2 separate regions of the Homo sapiens genome follow, and region 2 is linked to region 1. A link is a loop called in an ENCODE intact Hi-C map of the cell type or tissue named here. Cell type or tissue: CD14-positive monocyte. All regions are shown on one strand.

The links. Hi-C counts contacts between places; a loop is a spot of excess contacts. Peaks named below come from ENCODE experiments on the same cell type or tissue, not always from the same donor. Only the 100,000 strongest peaks of a DNase experiment are listed, where the experiment ranks them.
Region 2: it touches region 1 in a loop (2.3-fold over the local background); 6 of 110 quality-filtered maps call a loop at or near these places.

Annotation. Positions count from the first base shown.
Region 1 is chr9:89,521,017-89,523,516 of GRCh38, forward strand. No RefSeq gene overlaps it. Among named protein-coding and RNA genes, the nearest start is that of SEMA4D, 24 kb to the left of the region's middle. RefSeq lists enhancers at 1,785-1,864, 2,005-2,114. In CD14-positive monocyte, no CTCF peak of the experiment used is centred here; DNase peaks (open chromatin) are centred at 1,535 and 1,965; H3K4me3 peaks cover 1,442 bases; H3K27ac peaks cover 1,673 bases.
Region 2 is chr9:89,439,709-89,442,208 of GRCh38, forward strand. The region is part of intron 2 of SEMA4D (semaphorin 4D); the gene reads right to left. Among named protein-coding and RNA genes, the nearest start is that of SEMA4D, 57 kb to the right of the region's middle. RefSeq lists an enhancer at 106-683. In CD14-positive monocyte, no CTCF peak of the experiment used is centred here; DNase peaks (open chromatin) are centred at 1,043 and 2,403; H3K4me3 peaks cover 262 bases; H3K27ac peaks cover 2,500 bases.

The DNA of each region.
Region 1 (2,500 bases):
CGGTGGCTCACGCCTGTAATCTCAGCACTTTGGGAGGCTGAGGCAGGCAGATCATGAGGTCAGGAGATCGAGACCATCCTGGCTAACACGGTGAAACCCCGTCTCTACTAAAAATACAAAAAATTAGCCAGGCATGGTGGCAGGCACCTGTAGTCCCAGCTACTAGGGAGGCTGAGGCAGGAGAATGGCGTGAACCTGGGAGGTAGAGCTTGCAGTCAGCTGAGATCAGGCCACTACACTCCAGCCTGGGTGACAGGGCGAGACTCCGTCTCAAAAAAAAAAAAATATGCAAAGAAACAAGAAAGGATGACTGTTGTCAGATGCAGGGGAAAAAGCAGACAGTAGAAACTGTTCCTGGGGAAGCCCAGGTATTGGCCAAACTTACTAGACAAAGATTTTAGGTCAGCTATTTAAAATATGTTTACTGTAATCCCAGCACTTTGGGAGGCTGAGTCAGGAGGATTGCTTGAGCCTGGGAGTTCAAGAGACCCCATCTCTACAAAATACTTAAAAATGAGCCAGGCATGGTGTGTGGCGGTAGTCCCAGCTACTCAGGAGGCTGAGGCAGGCCCTGAATTTTGTGATTGCTTGCACCCAAGACTTTGAGGCTGCAGTGAGCTATGATTGCACCACAGCACTCTAGCCTGGGTGACAGAGCAAGACCCTATCTCAAAAAACAAACAAAAAAAACCCAAAAAACTATATATATATATATATATATATATGTTTAAAGAACCAAAGCAAAGTATAAAATACTGTTTCACTGAATGGAGGATATCAATGAAGAAATAGAAATTATAAAAAAGAAAATTATAGGCTGGGTGCGATGGCTCACGCCTGTAATCGCAGCACTTTGGGAGACCGAGGCAGGTGGATCACCTGAGGTCAGGAACTCGAGGCCAGCCTGACCAACCTGGTGAAATCCCATCTCTACTGAAATACAAAATTAGCTGGGTGTGGTGGTGCATGCCTGTAATCCCAGCTACTCGGGAGGCTGGTGCAGGAGAATCACTTGAACCTGGGAGGCAGAGGTTGCGGTGAGCTGTAATCATGCTGTTGCACTCCAGCCTCGGTGACAGAGCAAGACTCCATCTCAAAAAAAAAAAAAAAAAAACTTATAGAAATTCTGGATGTGTTGCTGAGGTGTCCAATATTTTGGCTGAAAGATGTTCCATGATTCTAACTACTGGAGATAAAAGGAACAACGATCTGGAAAATAACATTTTCAAGTAAAAAGTGGCTGAGACTGAGCCCAAAGTGATGCCTCAGTCTGCAGGGGGTGTGGCCCACGGGAGACAGGCGGGTGTTTCTCACCCTGGCCTGCCTCCTGCTCAGACTGAATTCAGTGTCTTATGCATGGCAGGCACTCAGTAGTCTTTGTTGAGTCGTAGGGTTGAAGGGGTCAGAGAGAGAGGAGGGGAGTGGCAGGAATCATGGAGACGTTTACAGGGTGGGAGCAGAAAAGAGTGTTTTAGACTTGGTGACTTCTCCGGTGACCTCAGTGCTGTTTCGTGGCAGTGCTTTTCAGGTGCAGGAAGTGGTTTGCCTTTGCCCCAGCTTAGGCACTTCCTCTTTGTAGAAGAGTCAGAGGCCTGCAAGAACTACTCATCCTGCACCAGGAGTAAAACCCTATGGCTTGGAAACAAAGTCTGCAGGCTTCGAGCCAGTTAACGGAGCAGCTTCAGAGGGGTAGACGTGTGTCCCATTCATGTCCAGTGTGTGGAGCACACTGATGTGTGCAGGCCCTTCCCAGGGGCTCAGCGTTTAGCAGGGCATGGACACAAATACCTCACCACAGGGCCATCTGAGAAGTGCTGTGAAACACAAGTGCAGGCCAGCAAGCTTTCACAGGATGGTCACGCAAGGAAAGGAAGAAAGTCTGCAGCCTATGGATGATGTGCAATTCTCCCCAATGTCAAAAGAAATCCAAGACCTGTGAAACTCGTAGACTCAGTGAGGAAAATTTTTGACCACCTGCAGTGACTGGAACTACTTCCCTGAACTGCTGGAGCTCTTAGCGTAGCTAGTCAATCACTCAGGCCCTGGCTGGCTCACTCCTTGTCCTGCTGCTGGCCTTGGGTCCATCCACCTGATCATCCTCACTCTAGCATGATAGCAGGTGAGGACATGGAGGTGGTCAGTGACTCAGCAGGATTCTGTTGAGTAGCTCCTGGGTAGATATTCATCAGATCATTTTTCTTTGTTATTAGATTTCAAAAAAATATATAATAAGAGATGGGGATGCCAATGGAATAATGGGATAAGGGGTTGGAATGTTGGGGTACAATTAGCTTTACTGGTCATTTATTCATGCTCTTTCTTTGTCTAATTCCAGAGATAATTGTGACTTGACTTTATTTAGAATTCCAAACACAGACCTTGCCTGAAATAGGAAGCCAGTCTAACATCTGGAATCCCCTGATTATACTCATGGAAGACACTGTCCTTTTCCTATTTAATGGAATTTCCTCATTTCCTTTCCTGCCAAAAGAATCCAATT
Region 2 (2,500 bases), 81 kb before region 1:
GCCGGACCCCAGAGTGCACTGACAGGTCAATCTGATTTACAAAAAAAGCAAGAGTAAGTGTCTATTTTTAAAAGCCTATTTACAGGTTATTTTCTCTTTACAAAAAAAGTCAGTGATGCCCCCACTTCACGAATTTTAGCTGAATGGAAACCGGCCGACCCACGATCAAGCTCACCGCATCTTAGTGTCAATTTAAGCATTCACTTACTTTAGCCCACAAACATGCCATATAGTCATTCTACATTGGCACACTGCCCCTCAATCACCCTCACCACAGCCCAAAAGTGGACACACGTGCTGGGTCAGGAGCCGTGTCCAGGACACATGGAGACCTGCCTGCTCTTAGTCCCACCAAGGGCAGTCCACAGAGAATGGAGCCACGATAAGAGGCCTGGTGTCCTCCCTGTGAGCCTGACCCTCACCCTGGGAGCCACGCAGGCTGTGGCATCTCCATCCACACCCACCCGGGACGAGCCCTGGAGTGGTGCTGGCTCCTCTGCCCCACAGACCCAGTTGAGGCTCCCTCCCCGCCCCTGCCAGGAAGCAGTGACCACAACGCCTTCCCTCCCATTCCTCTCCAGCCCCTGTGCCTTCTCCCACCCACGCTTTCACCCACCCCCATGGTATAGCTACATGAGTATCTCGAAACTCCAAATCTGGTCTTGACATGCCTCTGCCAAAAAGCCTTCAACAGCTCTTTGCTGCCTTTTGCTTAAAATCCCAACCCTTTACCCTCACAATGCTGTCTGATCCACCTCCCACCCGCACCCATCACCCTGGCCCCTGAGCCCTACCCTCCGCTTGCCCTCCACACTCAGCCCCCAAGGAGGCTGCACCCTCCACAGCAGCAGGGCCCTTCTGGGTAAAGCGTCCCCTGGTCTCCTGGAAAAAAAGGAGGCTGCTTCCTCCTCTGAGCTCCCCGGCACCTCGTGCAAGACTTATTCATGTTCCTCTGCAAACATTTCCTAACTACTTGCTACGTGCCACATGCCGTGCTAAGTGCCAGCAGAGCAAAGTGGGGCTGACTCCACCCTACGGAACCCTTCCAGTGGGCAAGACATCAATGTCCCACAGCATGTGCTTGCGTGTGTGTGATGACACACTGTGACAAGTCCTGAGTAGGAACACACAGGGTGCCAAGAGAACTACAGGAGACAAGCTGGCCTGGTGAGGAGGCTAAGTTGGACCTGAAGGGTGAGGTGTCAGAAATGCACAAGTACACTTTAACTGGACTACTGCAGCAAATTTCCACCCAAGAGGGCAAAACAGCATGCAACTTGACTGATCAGAGCTCCTGAAAGTTGTTTGACCTGCTCACCCAGGGAGTCCTTCTAAGAACAACAAGCCACTCTCCTGGGCAAGCTGCTCCCTCAGCAAACCACCATCAGGCTGGCTTCACGCCCTCTGCTGCGTCCACTGATCTTAAAGTCTTATTACACATTGTAAACATGTCCCAGTCCAAATCAGACCAGCCACCCACATTGAAAGATCTGCCTTAAACCAAACTCCCAGACCTTACGAATACCAACCCTTGGCCTCCGCTTCCACACACGCGCAGGACTCGGCCGGGCGGCACTGTTCCTCCCAGCAGCGGGCAATTTCCACAGCTTCGCGTGGTGGACGGGCCATCAGGGAGGACTCTTCAGGAATTTGGCACCAACAACATTAGCTTTCCAGGCAGACAGAACAGCAGGCAAGACAGAGCCCAATGTGTCTGGGATCAGAAGGAAAGGGGATGTGGCCGAGGTGATGATGGCAGAGGCAACCCTGAGCTCTGGCTGGAGATGTCGGTACCGGCCAGGCCCCCATTCCCACATCATGGGCCACCCCCACATCACTGTGTCAGGATCAGAATGCCCCAGACCATGGGAAGGAAGTGAGGGCAGCCTGGAAGCAGCAGGCAGGGAGGGGACCAATTCCCCACCACCCCATGGCTCCTCCTCAGGGCTCCTGGGACCTGCCTGGAGGCTGTGGCTGCTTTGTCCCTGGGTGTCCTCAGTACCCTCTTTGTCATTTCAGCCCCAATACCTGTCTAACCACTCTGCGTCCAGCTTTCCTGCCTGGGCCCTAACCCCCCTCCCACACTCCCATCCCAGCCCACACTGTTAAACTTCAGCTTCTGATCTAAGTGAAAGGGAAGTCCAGCAACTCCAGGCCCCACCGTGTGGACAGAGGGCTAGAGGCTGGCAAGAGGGGCTCATGGCCACGCCCATGTTTGACAGTCCCTCACCAGGCACCCATCCCCATGGCTGTGTTTACACATTTCTCTTCCCCATTGGACTGTAAGGCTCTGTTATTTAACGTGCCTGAAATCTTGCACAGTTCATGGATGTGTAGACCAGCAATGGCCAGGCTGGTGAGTTCAGCATGTTCCTGATCACCCCTCCCCATCATCAGCACCCAGTGAGCTGGGGCTGTTTCCTTCCCTTTTCCCCTGGCCCAGGACACATCTTCAGGCCAGAGACATGGTTTGCTGCGCCGTACGGCCCAGGTCAAGGTC